2 separate regions of the Homo sapiens genome follow, and region 2 is linked to region 1. A link is a loop called in an ENCODE intact Hi-C map of the cell type or tissue named here. Cell type or tissue: endothelial cell of umbilical vein. All regions are shown on one strand.

Region 1 (8,000 bases):
CGAGGCGGGCGGATCACAAGGTCAGGAGATTGAGACCATCCTGGCTAACATGGTGAAACCCCATCTCTACTAAAAATACAAAAAAAAAATTAACCAGGCGTGGTGGTGGGCACCTGTAATCCCAGCTACTCAGGAGGCTGAGGCAGGAGAATGGCGTGAACCCAGGAGGCAGAGCTTACAGTGAGCTGAGATCACGATCACGCCACTGCACTCCAGCCTGGATGACAGAGCGAGACTCTGTCTCAAAAAAATAAAAATAAAAAATAGAAATAAAAATAAAGACAATGTGATGAAGAATAGAGGCAGTGGAAAGGTAATCTCTAGTCATAGACTTGTGATTTGAGTTCCCTCCTCCCCGTGTCATGAAGTGGAGATGATTCTTTTGATGGCCATGTAAGTGCACAACTTACACTGGCTACCTGTAATTGCATGCCCAGGACTTTCCAGAACTGCTTCTCTCTCCCTGGGTGTCATTCCCACTCGTGGGCAGCTGCATCTATCAAAAGTAAGCATGATTCCCCTCCCTTCAGTCTTCACCCCTCGCATGTATATAGGCAAAAGAAACATCCCAATCTCCTTCCTCCACCCCATCTCATCTTGTTCTTGTGAAAATCCAGTTATTTTACATCCTGAAATAAATGGAAACTAAGCTTCTTGGCAAAAATGTAGAAAGCTTTTTTTGTTTCTAAGTTGTCCAAAGACAAAGGAATGAGGAAAACAAAGACAAGTTTTATGCATTGAGATAGGACAGGAGGGGTTAAAAGGGCAAGAAAGGTGAAGGAAGAAGGCTAGAGAAAGAAAGGAGGGTGGCAAACGGAATGAATTAGTTGAGACAAGAACTGGTGAATGAACTTCTGTGTATGATAGAAGGGGGAGGCTAGTTTTGATGTAGTTAGATTTAGATAAATAGTACTGCCTTGCATTTCATAAATGTCCCTGCTTTTACCATTTCACTTGTTGAGTTGCTGCTCTATACTAGGCCCTATCCTAGATGCTTGTTAAAAGAACAGACGTGCCCAGGTAGCCATAAACTTTACGGTGTAGTGAGAAAGACAGTTACTAAACTAGTAGTCAGGCAGATATTTAATTATAATTTGTTAATAATTGGTATGAAGGAAGAGAATAGGCCCTGATACAGATTAACAGGGGAGACAGGCTGAGACAAGTAAAGAGAAGAGCATCATTTGTCTCTACATCATTTTCAAATCCAGCCTAAATCGCAGCAGCGTAAATTAGGGTATGTGGGAGCAGACAGATCCAGATGGAAGTAGGTCCAGATGGAGGTAGGTCCAGATGGAGGTAAGAAAATCAAAGATGCATTAACTTAAAAGAATTAATAGAGATTATATTGGTTATGTCTCGTATGAGGAAGCACTATTTCATAAGTATTAGGGGGTGTGTGGAGGAAACAGGACAAATATTTTGTATCAGAGCTATCTGGGAGAAGCCTGCCTGGTTATAGAAGTTATTAGTACAGAAGAAAATGACAGATATGAAAGGAACATTATGAAACAACTATAAAATCAAGCATTTTACATGAATTGTCTTACCTGATCCTCAATATTTCCATTGTATATATGGAGAAATTGTAACTCAGAAAGCATAACTAACCCTATGAACATAAACACAGTTTATGATTCCCTTATGGGTCAAAGGCAAACTCTGGTAAACAAGTAGATCCAGGCTTTGTGAGACCTAAAGTTCCTTCCACTTGGGGAGCTTTATTTAAGAAAAAGATTACAAAATGTGAATACAAAAATAGAAACAGGGCCTTGCCAGGGGCATCTGTGAGTGAGGGACCCTGATACTCCATCAGCTTTAGAGCAAATCTGCTTCCATCGAGCACCACTGAGGTTTAAGCTCCATCAGTCCCCAGACTGAGAAAATTTAGTTGCTGGTGCAAATTTTAATCAAAGTTAGTATCACAGAGGAATCAGTCTTCCTATCCAAAAGGGTAGAAAGGGCTCAAGTAAAAGCATAGGCAGTGTCTCAAGCCAAGGAGATTATGGGGAAAAAAAATGATAAGGTTTGAAAAATAGTACAGTTACCTGTATCCCTTAGGCCATTTAAAGACAGAACTAGGTTTAACAAATGGCACAGCTACTATTTGTAGCCAGCATTTTAGTGAGAAGCAATTTACCTCACAGTTGACCATTCTAGTAACCTGGGCAAATCACTTGATCTCCTGTGTCCTAGTTCTTCATTTGTAAAGTAGGAATAATAATAGTACCTAACTCAAAAGACTGTTGTAATGATTAAATCAGTAAATTCAGGGACTTAGAATTGTGTCTGGAACATTCCAAGTGCTCAGTAAGTGATGGCTCTTATTACATTTATTATCTAGCTTCATCTGACTTCACTGCATTTCCAATTGTTCATGTATAAAAATGTGAGGAAAAATCTCTGTTGGAAAACTACCTATCTCTCTTTAGAAATAGTAAGGTTATCTGTCTGAAAATTCCTCAGTCCTATAAGATAGAAACTAGCAACTTTTAATTAATGCCATAATGAAATGTTTCCTATGGAGACCCTTCTTATAGTTAACATTTTGTTCCTCCCTGAAAAGTTTTCCCTATTGAGGATGTTGTATAAAGCTTGTAAAGCACCTTAGGATTGGTTTTGAAATCTGTATCTTCCTGAATTTCTATTGATTGTGTAACAAATAGTAATGTTGAAGGAAAGTACACAATAAAATGGCAATGACTTATGATGATTCATATCTGAAAACAAGCTCTCATCATAAGTAGGATTAAAATACATCCTTTGGGAATTCTTCAGAAGCTAAATGAAAGGCTTTACTCAATACAAAATTTAACACATTTCCATAATATTGCTATGCTGTAATTTATTAAACTATTCTCCCGTGGTTGGTTTGTTCTTTTTTGTTGAGGTTTTTTTTTTTTTCTGTTTTCTATAACATTGAAGGAAAAAATCTTTGTGCAGAAACCTTTGAGCTTATGTTGAATTGTTTCCTTAGAATAAATTCCTAGAATTACTAAGTCAATACAGCTGATTTTTTACTTTTTAATTCCTTATTTGCATTGCTTCCCCACTTTTCAGCTTTTACCTTTCCATTATTTTCACAGAACACAGTGAAATATGTTACCTGGCAATTTCTCAAATCATTTTGCAGCTTATCTTCACTTTGCCATTAGTTTCTGGAGCTATTAATCATGCTCAGTTTTTGTTTTTAATCTGATTTATCTGAAGGAATCAAGTTGACATTTCAAGTCTGTGCAAAAGATGTTTTTCTGCGCACGGAGACCACAAGATCTGATGGAATATCTAGTAAATCATTCCAATATATTTACATATATAGATAGATAGAAGGTTGAGAGATGATATTGAAGAAAGGAATTACCTTGCAATAGTACTGCATAATATTGATCTTTTTAAATTTGGCTTCACTGTTTCCCTCTAACCTAAAGATCCATAATGACTTCCCTTCTGCCTTCATCTAGAATTTTCCTCTGATCAATTAGACTTGGAAGGCTGACTTGGGCTTTCCTTCAGCTCTCTTTGTAACACTCTGAAGTTGTTAAAATATTCTACCATCTCGTCCCTGTCTGTCTTCTGCTATCACACTGTATCCCACACATCGAAACTGATTGTCAGCTCTTCTTAGTGATGCCTCTTTTACAGCCTTCAGATTTTTGGTGTATTTCTGTCTAGGAAAACTCCAGCCAGAGAAATGCCAATCTGTTTGCATGTTAACAAGGGGCCCAGAGGGTGATTTATTCCACTTGACCATTATGTAGTCAAATTTGACCTTTTAAAAAATAAGCGTATATTGTGCTCAAAGCCTAGCTCCACTAAGTATACACTATTAACTTCATGTACGACCTTTTCAGTCTCTCAAATGTGCCATCAGATTATTTAAATAAGGGGTTTTTAAGCATGAAATAAAGAAAAAGTAAGTTGTTAATGAAGAGCATGAGATTTGGAGGTAAAACATCTGGTTTCTAGTGGCACTTCTGAGACTTACAAGCTATGGGGTCTTGACCAAATTGTGAAGCTTTCTGAGCCAGTTTCCTTATCTGCTGAATGGGGATAATTATATTCCTGAGTTTGTTAAGAAAATTAAATGATATAGGGAAAGTTTTTCTATAATAATGTGAATGCTATTCAAAAGTATATTACACCATAGTTTCTCTCTTCACTTTATGACTGCCAAGATCCAAAATTAGGATGGTCCCAAAAGGAATGTGGCAATAAATCTGTAGAATAAGATGCAATGTGCAGCATTCTACCTCATATATTTTCCCTAAGATGTTTTAAAATTATAAACTGTGTTTCTGGGTGATCACTAAAGATATCATCTAGAGGTAGATGTTTGATCCAAATTTCACCTGAGGTCGAAAAGCTGAGGTCTTGGCTGGTGTTCAAGGAACCAACATGGGAACAGAATTGAATGTGCTCAAAGCTGTTATAAAGCTTTGTGTTGGTACAAAGGGGGAGTGGATACAATAACTACAGCAAAGTCAAGATTAAAAACTAAAGTCAGAAAAATTCTGTCTCAAGGCAGGGAGGCAAAGGGAAAGAGAGAGCTAACAAATAAAAACTGGCTCCAAAATTTGCTATAACTGGTCTCAAAGAAGATGGTGGCTGGAAAGAACTCCTAAATCATCACTGAGTTGAGCCAGGATTACTTGTATATGGATCTGTCACTGACTAATAAGGAATAAGCACATAAGCCCACTGAGGTTCATTTTCTTTTTTGTGTGTGTGACACCTTCTTATTCAAATTACACAAAAGATAATTGCAAACAATTTTTGTTAAATATGTATAAGCCCATGCCAATTCTTCAATATATGTGAACAAAAGCGTTTTCAGAGTAGTTATAAGGCTTCAGTACTATGAGCTGAATCATTTCCCATGACCTAATCAGTTTAAGAATGTAACACTAAACCCACAGTAACTGGTTATGACTGTAACTAGCATAGCTTTCAGGAAATGAACAAGGGTGTTTCTTCCATGATTATAAGGACCAATTGTTTAGGCTTTCTCTAAGTGTGGATTATTGAGAAAATAATACTTTGTTTTACCCAATCGATCTCTCTCTTTTTTGCTCCTTACAAATCTAACTTATTAACTCTCACACTTATTTTATATAAATGGTACATACAGAAAGGAGCATTATTTAAAAGAACACAAACATCTAAGTAACACTAAAGTATTTGTTAGTAGTAACTTCTTTAGATTCATCATATATATACACTCACACACATGTGTACACACACAGAGAGACACACACAGTATTTATAAACAGTCAAACCTAAGTAAATGCTATAACAATTTCAGAAATTCTTAGACTCAGTTTTGGAAGAAAAACTAATGAAACCAAGTATAGCAGATAGGAGGATTTCAGCCTCAGAAAGTCTATAACCTAACTCAAAGTGGCTTAAATGATAACAAATTAATCTCACATAAAAAGAATTTCTGACACTAAAAAGGCTAATTCAGTAGCTCAAAGGACACAATGGCTCAAGGACCTACTTATTTCGACCTTTCCAGTCTACCACTGAATCACTGGACCACAGTTTTTGAAATGTTGGCTTAGCTTCTCTCATGCCTGCCATATGGTTGGAGCATTGTCAGGTATCACATCCAGACCACTGTCCACAGAAAAAGAGACTATGTTTTCCAGTGTTTTATTAATACTAAAGAAATCGTTCTCAGAAGTCTCCAGAAGACTCTCTCCCATGATCATTGGCTAAAACTGATGAGTAAAGTGGCAAGTGAATCTGATAATTACTATTATCATCTTAGTCTAATCAGTGTCTACATCGTGAAGGTAAGGATGGGATGGCTTGTTAAGAAGAATGTGACAATGCAAAGGAAAGGCAAATATCTTAAAAAAATAAGTATCTTCCATGTAACTGTATTAGTTCGTTTTCATGCTGCTGATAAAGACATACCCGAGACTGTGCAATTTACAAAAGAAAGAGGTTTAATTGGATTTACAGTTCCACATGGCTGGGGAAGCCTCACAATCATGGCAGAAGGCAAGGAGAAGCAAGTCCCATCTTACAAGGATGGCAGCAGGCAAAGAGAGAATGACAGCCAAGCAAAACAAGTTTCCCCTTATCAAACCATCAGCTCTTGTGAGACTTACTCACTACCATGAGAACAGTATAGGGGAAACTGCCCCCATGATTCAATTATCTCCCACAAGGTCCCTCCCACAACACATGGGAATCATGGGAGTACAAGTGAAGATGAAATTTGTGTGGGGAAACAGAGCCAAACCATATTATTCTGCCCCAGCCCCTCCCAAATCTCATAACTTCACATTTCAAAACCAATCATGCCTTCCTGACAGTCCCCTAAAGTCTCAAATTATTTCAGCATTAACTCAAAAGTGCACAGTCCAAAGTCTCTTCCAAGACAAGGCAACTCCTTTCCACCTATGTGCTTGTAAAATCAAAAGCAAGTTAGTTACTTCCTAGATACAACGGGTGTACAGGAATTGGGTAAATACAGCCATTCCAGATGGGAGAAATTGGCCAAAACAAAGGGGTGACAGGTCCCATGTAAGTCCAAAATCCACCAGGGCAGTCAAATATTAAACTTCCTTTGACTTCATGTCTCACATCCAGGTCACGCTACTGCAAGAGGTGACCTCCCATGGTCTTAGGCAGCTCCACCTGTGTGGCTTTGAAGAGTACAGCCTCCCTCTCAGCTGCTTTCACAGGCTGGTGTTGAGTGTCTACCGCTTTTCCAGGCACACAGTGCAAGTCGTCAGTGGATCTACATTCTGGCGTCTGGAGGACAGCAGCCCTCTTCTTACAGCTCCACTAGGCAGTGCCCCAGTAAGGACTCTGTGTGAGGACTCCAACCCCACATTTCCCTTCTGCACTGCCCTAGCAGAGGTTCTCCATGAAAGCCCCACTCCTGCAACAAACTTCTGCCTGGACGTCAGACATTTTCATACATCTTCTGAAATCTAGGTGGTTCCTGAACCTCAATTCCTGACTTCTGAGTACCCACAGGCTCAACACCACATGGAAGCTGCCAAGACCTGGGGCTTGCATCCTCTGAAGCCACAGTCTGAGTTCTATGTTGACCCATTTCAGCCATAACTAGAGTGGCTGGGATGCAGGGCACCAAGTCCCTGGCTGCACACAGCTCAGGGACCCGAGGCCTGGCCCACGAAACCACTTTTTCCTCCTAAGCCTCCAGATCTGTGATGGAAGGGGCTGCCTGAAGACCTCTGACGTGCTCTGGAGACATTTTCCCCATTGTCTTGGGGATTAACATTTGGCTCCTCATTACTTATGCAAATTTCCTGGAAATTTATAATTTAATTTTCCTTTTTGTCAGTCATTCATGCATACCTCATTCAATAAATATTATTACCTATACTATCATAGGCACTGGGAAGATAGCAGTGAAGCATACGGTTCAGAACCCATGCCTTCATAGAGCTTGCATTCTATCACAGATTCCACTGGGGGAAAACAGAGAATAAATAAAATAAATAAGTAAAATATAAATTATTTTAGATAAGTTTTCCTGATAAAAGCAGGAAATGGTAACAGAAAGAGTAGAGTGGTAGTTGCCTTTTTAAATAGGGTGGTCTGGCAGGATGTATTGAGAAAGTGACATTTAGGCAAAAATTTGAAAGAAGTAAGCTTTGAGGATATTTTTAATGAAAGCATTAAAGGCAGAGGAAATGGCCAAAGCAAAGACACTATGCTGGGAGGATATCTGGTGTCTTCAAGCAACAAGAAGATCATTGTAGATGAAGCAATGTGAGCAAGGGAGAAAAAGTGACTTTTGGGATCAGAGAGATAGTCAGGGAGTGGGAGGTAAGTGTAGGGATTTGTAAACCATGATAAAAAATTTCATAATTTACTCAGAGAAATGGGTAACTAACAGCGTTTTGAGCAGATGAATGATATGAAAAGATTTCTATTTTGACAGGATATTCTGCTTGCTGGGTGGAGGTTGGAATGGGTTTGGTCTGGGTTGGGGAAATTTAGTAACAGACAAAGCA
Region 2 (8,000 bases), 250 kb after region 1:
ACTAAAAAGCTTCTGCACGGCAAAGGTAACAACCGACAAAGGGAAGAGACAACCTGTAGAATGGGAGAAAATATTTGCAAATGATTCATTCGACAAGGGACTAATATCTGGAATATAAAAGGAGCTCAGACAACTCACCATCAAAAAACAAAAACAAACGTACAAAAAACCCAAACAATCTCCTTAAAATGTGAGCAAAGTATCTAAACAGACGTTTCTCAAAAGAAGACATACAAATGGCTAGTAGGTATATGAAGAAATGCTCAACATCGCTAATGATTAGGGAAATGAAAATCACAATGAGACATCATTCCAGTTAGAATGGCTATTATAAAAAAGACGAAAAGTAAAAAGACACTTGTGAAAATGTGGAGAAGAGGGAACTCTTATGCACTCTTGGTGGTAATGTAAATTAGCACAGCTATTATGGAAAACAATATGGAAGTTTCTCAAAAAACTAAGAATAGAACTACCACATGATCCAGAAATTCTACCAATGGGTATTTATCCAAAGAAAAATCAGTATATCAAAAGGATATCTGCATTCCCATGTTTATTGCAGCACTCTTCACAATAGTCAAGATATGGAATTAAGTCAGCTGTCCATCAATGGATGAATAAAGAAAACATGGTATATATACACACTATGGAATGCTATTGGGCCATAAAATAGAATGAAATCCTGCAATTTGCAGCAACATTGATGGAACCTGTGGTTATTATATTAAGTGAAATAAGCCAAGCACAGAAAAACAAATATTGCATGTTCTCACTCATATGTGGGAGGTAAAACAGTGGATCCCATGGAGGTAGAGAGTAGGATAATGGTTAACAGAGGCTGGAAGGGTATTGGGGGAGAGGATAAAGAGATGTTGGTTAATGGGTACAAGCATTCAGTTGAAAGGAATAAGTTCTAGTGTTTGATAGCACAGTAGGGTAACTATATTTAATAATAATATATTGTATGTTTCAAAACAACTAGGAGAGAAGATATGAAATGTTCCCAACACAGAAATGATAAATGTTATAGGTTATGTATATGCTAAATACCTAGATTTGATTGTGACACATTTTATGCATGTATCAAAATACCGTATGTACCCCCATAAATATGCACAAATGTGTACCAATTTTTAAAAATAGCATTGTGGCACAAAAATGTCATGGTCTTTGGAACCAGAAAATCCTGATATTGAGTCTTTGCTCCACCAATGTTTGTTATTTGGACTTTGTTCAGTTATTGAACAGAGATTTCTAGTAGTCAGTGTCTTTGCCTGTTAAACAGCGTTGCTAATATCTTTTTTCAAGGGCTGTGCCAAGGTTTAAAAGAAGCAACGAGTGTTTACATATAACTTGCCTTGTTTTAAAAAAAGATTTAAAGTGTTTTGCAAAGGTTAAGACGCAATGTAAAATAAATTAAAAATAAGTGAGTGAACTGAATTAAAGGGAAGATAAACGTAGGAAAGTAGGATATACCCATGAAATAAAAGCTATATAATCTAGTACATTACCTGATACATGGGGATCATTCTTCAACGCTGGTTCTCAACTAGAGGTAATTTTGCCCCTAATGTTGGTAGACATTTGGGGTTGTCATAACTGGGGCGAGGATGGGAGTGTGCTACTGCATCTAGTTGATAGAGGCCAGATATACAGCTAAATATTCTATAGTGCACAGGACAAGCCTCCACATGAAGAATTAACCAGCCCAAAATGTCAATAGTCCTGAGGTTGAAAAAGTCCTGTCTACAACATGCTAATTCCTTTATATACTTTCCCAGCACCAAATGAATGTTATATACTTTGGAAGAGGGAAAGAATTCTGAGGGTTGAAGTAATCCCAGAAGCTTCCAAAGAGAATCTGGAACTTGAGCTGAGCTTTGAAAAAGCAAGAGGCGTAGTAAAAGGCATGGGAGGCCAAGAGACTGTGGGAAGATAGAAGCAATGAGAGAAGATTAAGACACTTCCCTTCAATTTCAAGGTGACAGATTGACCCCATTCTGCAGTAATCCCCACCCAACAGAACCTACTGACATGACTATAAAAGGTATAAAATGTATTAAATACATGGCCACAATTTATAAGAATAGAATGTCTTAATGAACCAGAAGTTGTGATAAACCCTTATAAGAAAAAGTGAGGGGAGCAAATGGGAAGTTATTGTGATAATTGAAGGCCCAAGCATGTGGGAAAATTCTGCCATAGAAGATGAAACCATTCAACTCACCCAACATTTCATCAAAATAAAGATGAGAAGGAAAGAGGTAGATTGTAACATCTTTACTTAAAGCATTGATCCTTCATGCCTGCTGGGTCATGAGCTGCTTTGAGACTGCTGAAAACTATGGATACTTTCTCCAGAAAAGTTCACTTACTTATCCCATATTTGCATAAAATTCCATTAGGCTTATGAAGATGTGTAAGCCCCAGTACTGGCAGTAAACTTTTATGTGTATGGGTGCCTCTTCCCCTAGGCAGTAGCCATTCCAAAATGCCAATATTGTTACTATTTAAAATTTTCTTTCAGTTATAGGCTGGGAGGAACCATTGAAAAGGCTTGGCAGGTGAGATTCAGGTGGCTAGACCGGTTAGGTAACTCAGCTTTGAGCCATAATCTCATCCGGGGTCAGACCTGTTGGGAAACTGAGCTCTCCATTTGTTCCCTGACCCTTAGTGGCTCTCTCAGTCCTCAGCCCTTTGTCTGTTTCTCTGGGGTGGAGATGTAGTCTTACTCATGCTATCATTGTCTCTAGAGCCAAGACTCTGACCAGTAAAATCCCACCTGGGAACTAGATTCCTTCTGCCAATGGAGAGACTTTTTAAAATGCTCACTACATGCTGTCAAGAATTGGGCATTTTGTGCAGCACCTGGATTCCCCATCATTGTGCTCCTGCTACACCCAGGAGCAAACATTATCTTCCCCCTGCCCCTCCCCTTGAACCTGACTGCTGCCTCTTTATACCTTGACTGTCCCCTGCAGCAGCTTCACCAAGTGGATACTTTATTTTTGACCCAGTTAGTTTTGCCTTTATTGGTAATAATAATGATAGCTGCCATTTATCAAGGTCTTACTTTGTGCTAGGTGGTATGGTAAGCTCTTTGCATACAACGTCTCATTGAATTCCTGGTATAGATTTTGTTTTACACATAAGGAATAAGACAAGCGAAGGAAGTCATCCATTTTCTTGGGATTTGAATCCAGGTCTCTGTTCTAGCACCATAGCTCTTAACCATACTTCCCTCAAGATGTTCTTCCTGTGCTTTTCCCAGGAGTTTGTTGATATTTCAGGTCCTGATCTCTTTTGTTCTTCCTTATCTTTTGTAAGAAACTATCGTAATTGCACAAGTCCTGAGAAATAAGAAGACACCTTCAGCATCTTAAACTAGAATAAATAAAAGAAGGGTGGCCTCCTAGAATTTAAGTCAGGAGGGAGGTGGTGGGCAATGGATGACAAGCTCTACTTTGAAGAGGTTGAATTTCAGCTGACCACTACTAAAGCAGTACAAGCTTTTCCTTTCAGCAAGTGTCTTCCCAGAAATGTGATAGCAATTTTTAGGAAGAATTTGGCAAACATAATGTTTAGCAGATTTGCAACAAATGCTATAAGCTCAAATTTTTTTTTTTTTTTTTTTTGGCAGCACACTCAGCCCTCCAAGGGGAAGTGGATTATTTTTCTTGCAAGTGCATTAGCAAGGGAGGTATTAAGGACAGCAACATTCCTTCCTGTATAAAAAAATAAATAAATAAAAGAAGAAAGATTATTGAGGCCCTCTCTGCTGTATGTAATGTACTTCAGGATGTTGGTAGAAAGATATCAACCTAGAATAAGTTCACAGAATACATTTGGTTTCACAGAAAGTTTAAAGTCAATCTGGACATTCAGTGATCTCTTTCTGTATATTTGATCTACCCATCTGCTGGGCTTTTGAAGTTTTCAATAATAAAAAATAAAAAAAGGAATAGTCCCAGCAGTATTTGCATGAACTTTTATTGAATTCAGTTCAGAGCCCTTTGGCATGAAGAGTACTGACTTTGGCAAACATCCAGGAAACACTCTTATGGGAAGCTTCTCTGTTTTTGTTTTGGAGCAACTTTGCACAATTAATCACAGCATCATTTACAGTTATAAAAAGTTGGAAACAACCTAGAGGCCCAATAAGTAGAAAATAGATCATTTATAGTACACAAACTTGACAATATATTATACAATATTAAAAACAACAATGGCACTAACATAACAACATTAAGAAGTACTTATGTTATATGTGGGAAAAATGATGCTGTATTTTGTTATGAAAAATGCAAATGGATATGTTAGTGCCTTCAAAAGGGCAAGAGGATTATGAATGATTAAGCGTACTTATTTCCTTTATTGTTTTTCTTATGAAAAATAGCTATGGTATAAATAACAGAAAATGTAATAAAAATTTGCATGACCAAAGAGGCCTTATCACATAAATAAGCTCAAGTCTCTCTCTCCTCCAAAAAGCCACTATAAGAGCCTGTTCTCACACTGGTGTGAAGATGGAGTAATTTTTAAAGAAAAGAGGTGTAATTGACAACAGTTCCACGTGGCTGGGGAGGCCTGGGGAAACTTAGAATCATGGCATAAGGTACCTCTTCACAGGACGGCAGAAGAGAGAATGAGTGCAGAGCAAAGGGGGAAGCACCTTATAAAGCCATCAGATGTCAGGAGAAGTCACTCACTATCATGAGAACAATATGGGGGAAACTGCCCCCATGATTTACTTATCGCCACTTCGTCCCACCCTTGACACATGGGGATTATTACAATTCAAGGTGAGATTTGGGTGGGGACGCAGAGGCAAACCATATCAGCTACCAACTTTTCACCTACTGCAAATATCACATTATACTTTTCTTAACATTTAAGTGTCTTCAACGAAATTTCTTTTACCTTCTCACTTTGTGTTTTCTCCTCAGTCTGTTGAAATCTGCCTTCTGCCAGGTCACTTAATGTGAAATTGTTCACATCAAGATAAAATCCACCTTGTTGCTGAAAATAGTTTTCAGTCTTTCAGCAGTTGGTATTTATTTGGTCACACCTTCTTTAACCTTGCAATTCCCAGATTTCAGATCTGTATTTCTTTGCAATATTCTTTTCAGTCTCCCGGTCCTCCTTAAACTTTACTTTCCCTCTAGGCATGTGAGCTCCCTTAAATAATCAGGCCCAGAAAAGCATTTAACATGTGGCAACAGTCACATCTCACTCCCTCTTGAGCTAAATCACTATCTCTCCAAGCCACTTGCTTTGCAGGCTCTAGACTAACTGATCCCAAGTAGCCATAAAATGCCATATACCCTATAGTTCCACAATGTATAGCCAATTGCTAACTAATGTTATTTCTGTGAACCAATGAGAATTCTTGACAAAAAAATTTTGTAATTGTTGCTTCCCCTGATTCATCTTTTTTTTCTTTAAACACTTGAGCATCTGTTTTGTTCTCCAGAGCACTCCCAAGGCAATTTGGAAGTGTTTCCTGGGCTGCAGTCCTTAACCTTTGTGCTTGAATAAACTCTCTTAAAATAGACTTTGAATTTGTTTATTTTATGTTGACAGTTTCTTGGTGTCTGTTGACCAGATGCCACTCTCAGGACCTTGCCATGTGGGCCTCTATAACACAACAGTTTGCTTCATTAAAATGTGCAAGCTATGAAAGCAACAGAGAGAGTGTACTTGCAAGACAGGATTCATAATCTCTTGTAACCTAATCATGAAAGAGACATCTCCTCAATGTTTCCATATTCTGTTGGTCAGAAGCACATTACTGAAGGAGATAGTGTTACATGAAGCCTGAATATACCAGGAGGTAACTTCACTGGGGGTCCTCATAAAGGCTGCCTATTATAATTCTAAACCCTGTATCTCATTCTCCACTGATACAAGGCACAAGTCCTATTACTAAATGCAACATGCACAAGTCTGAATACATCATCTTTCTATTCCCAAAGGCAGCTCATTTCCATCTTTTTAGTTAATGGCATCTCCATTCACCAACTTTTCAAAAATCAGAAAACTATCGTATTTATTCATCTTCCTTACCCCAACATTCAATTAATCATGAGCTGCTATTAATTCTGATTTCTAAATACCTATTACATCTGTCTCTCCACATGTCTGTCTTAACCTATCATGATCTGTAACCTATGTCATCGCTATGGCTTCCTAACATACCTTCCTACTCCCAGTCTTGCTCTCTTCCAGTCCTTACCACACCAGTGGTGACAATGCCACATTCCTGCTTAAAATGCTCACCTGGTTTCCCATAGCTCAAAAATATTTCAAGATGGATATGGATAGTGATTCTGAAAATGCACATTCAATAAATCTGTGATTTCCACAATACAGGCTACAAAAATTTAAACTCAGGAAAATCTTAGCTGGTAAGAATATGTGAAGTTGAGTGACAGTTGTGAACAATCTAGCTTTCTATTTGAATAATATGCAAAATCCCTATATAAGTTGTTTAGTGTGGAATCTCAGATATGGGGGATGTAAACTCAAAACAGTTGTATTAGTTTTCAGTAACCACTATCAATTGTTCTTTGAACATTATCTATTTGGAAGGCTGTATCCCTTGAAGATATTTCAGTTCCACTCTATAACTTTCCAGACATTTTCACATATTAGAAGTTTCATGGCAGTTCTGAGAAACTCAGACCTATTTATTGTAATATTTCAATCTCCAAGGGCTTCTGCTAGCTCACAGAGTGCCAATATGGGAATGGGAAAATGATGCCCCTTCCTCCTGGTGGAGACAGGGACCTGCACAATCAGTTCAGACCACTAATTCCTCCCCAGACCGTGTGAAATTCTAGCCGCCTGGAATTTAGAGATTGTGTGGCCTGCTTTAACAAACTTCCTCTTCGTTTTTCTAATCTGGCCATGGAATAGGTGTAAATAAGAGTGAAAATGGTATTTTCTAGTCAGTTGTAACATGACTGGTTATCAAATATTTCAAATATTGCCCCAAATACTACCCCCAGAAGGTGGTGCTGTGAGTTCTGAAATGTTTGTTTGGGAGCTGTCTCTCCAGAAGCAGACCTGGATGGACCAAGTACAAACTAGAGGTCAGTTATTTGTGTTTATTTCAATCTGTGCTGTCCATGACTTCAAAGCACAAGTCACTGGATTCTCTAAAAATACTTCCCATCCTCAAATTCTTTTTAACTGGATCAATTTTTGAGGCTTGGGAGACAGTTGAAAGTTGTTATTCTGACAGCTCCATTCAAAAATGAGATGTAAAAAATGACCTTTTTATAGGAACATACGGGAAAGAACTATAAAAACGCTTAAGATTTGGTTTGGCAGAGATATTTTTCTCATTCAAAAATGAGTAGCGTTTTTGGCACTTGCTGTGGTACTTTGTAGCTGGCAGCTGAATTATTTTGGCCTCTGCCCAAATCTCTGGACTCAAAAGCTGATCTTCAAATCTCCTGTTTAGTTAAAGAAGGATTTAAAACACTTAATGGCCATTTACATGTCAAAAATAAGACATTATATTAACCTGATATTGAGACACTGTGCCTGTCTAAATAGCGATGACAATAGATAAAATAACTACCTTTTGAATGGCAGTGCATTACTTGTATTATTCTTCAAAACAATCTGTCAATAGAACAGGTTTTAAAAGCCCATTTTACAGATAGGAAAACTGAGGTTCAGTAGACCAAGATCCTTGCTCAGGGTATTTGGAAGAATCAGTATTCGAGCCCATGGCTACAGACATTTACCTATTCTCTATTATGTCACGTTATTTTCAATGTATATTTTCTGAAATGCAATGCAGTAGGCCTTGAGTTAGTAATTCTTCCTTTAAATGTACCTGCAAATTATACAACACTCTTAGCCAATAATGACTTAGAGAATTATTTCTGCTTTCTTTAGCATTAGTACTTTTATATTCTTCTTAAAGGTAATTATTCTACCTATGACTGGGCTATTATGAAACAGGGTGGTCTTGGTAGTTTACAAAT

The links. Hi-C counts contacts between places; a loop is a spot of excess contacts. Peaks named below come from ENCODE experiments on the same cell type or tissue, not always from the same donor. Only the 100,000 strongest peaks of a DNase experiment are listed, where the experiment ranks them.
Region 2: it touches region 1 in a loop (2.9-fold over the local background); 8 of 110 quality-filtered maps call a loop at or near these places.

The regions. Positions count from the first base shown.
Region 1 is chr11:88,533,003-88,541,002 of GRCh38, reverse strand. All of the region lies in intron 8 of GRM5 (glutamate metabotropic receptor 5), which reads left to right. Among named protein-coding and RNA genes, the nearest start is that of GRM5-AS1, 32 kb to the right of the region's middle. In endothelial cell of umbilical vein, no CTCF peak of the experiment used is centred here; a DNase peak (open chromatin) is centred at 4,892; H3K27ac peaks cover 2,910 bases.
Region 2 is chr11:88,280,538-88,288,537 of GRCh38, reverse strand. No RefSeq gene overlaps it. Among named protein-coding and RNA genes, the nearest start is that of CTSC, 53 kb to the left of the region's middle. In endothelial cell of umbilical vein, no CTCF peak of the experiment used is centred here; DNase peaks (open chromatin) are centred at 4,017 and 7,387.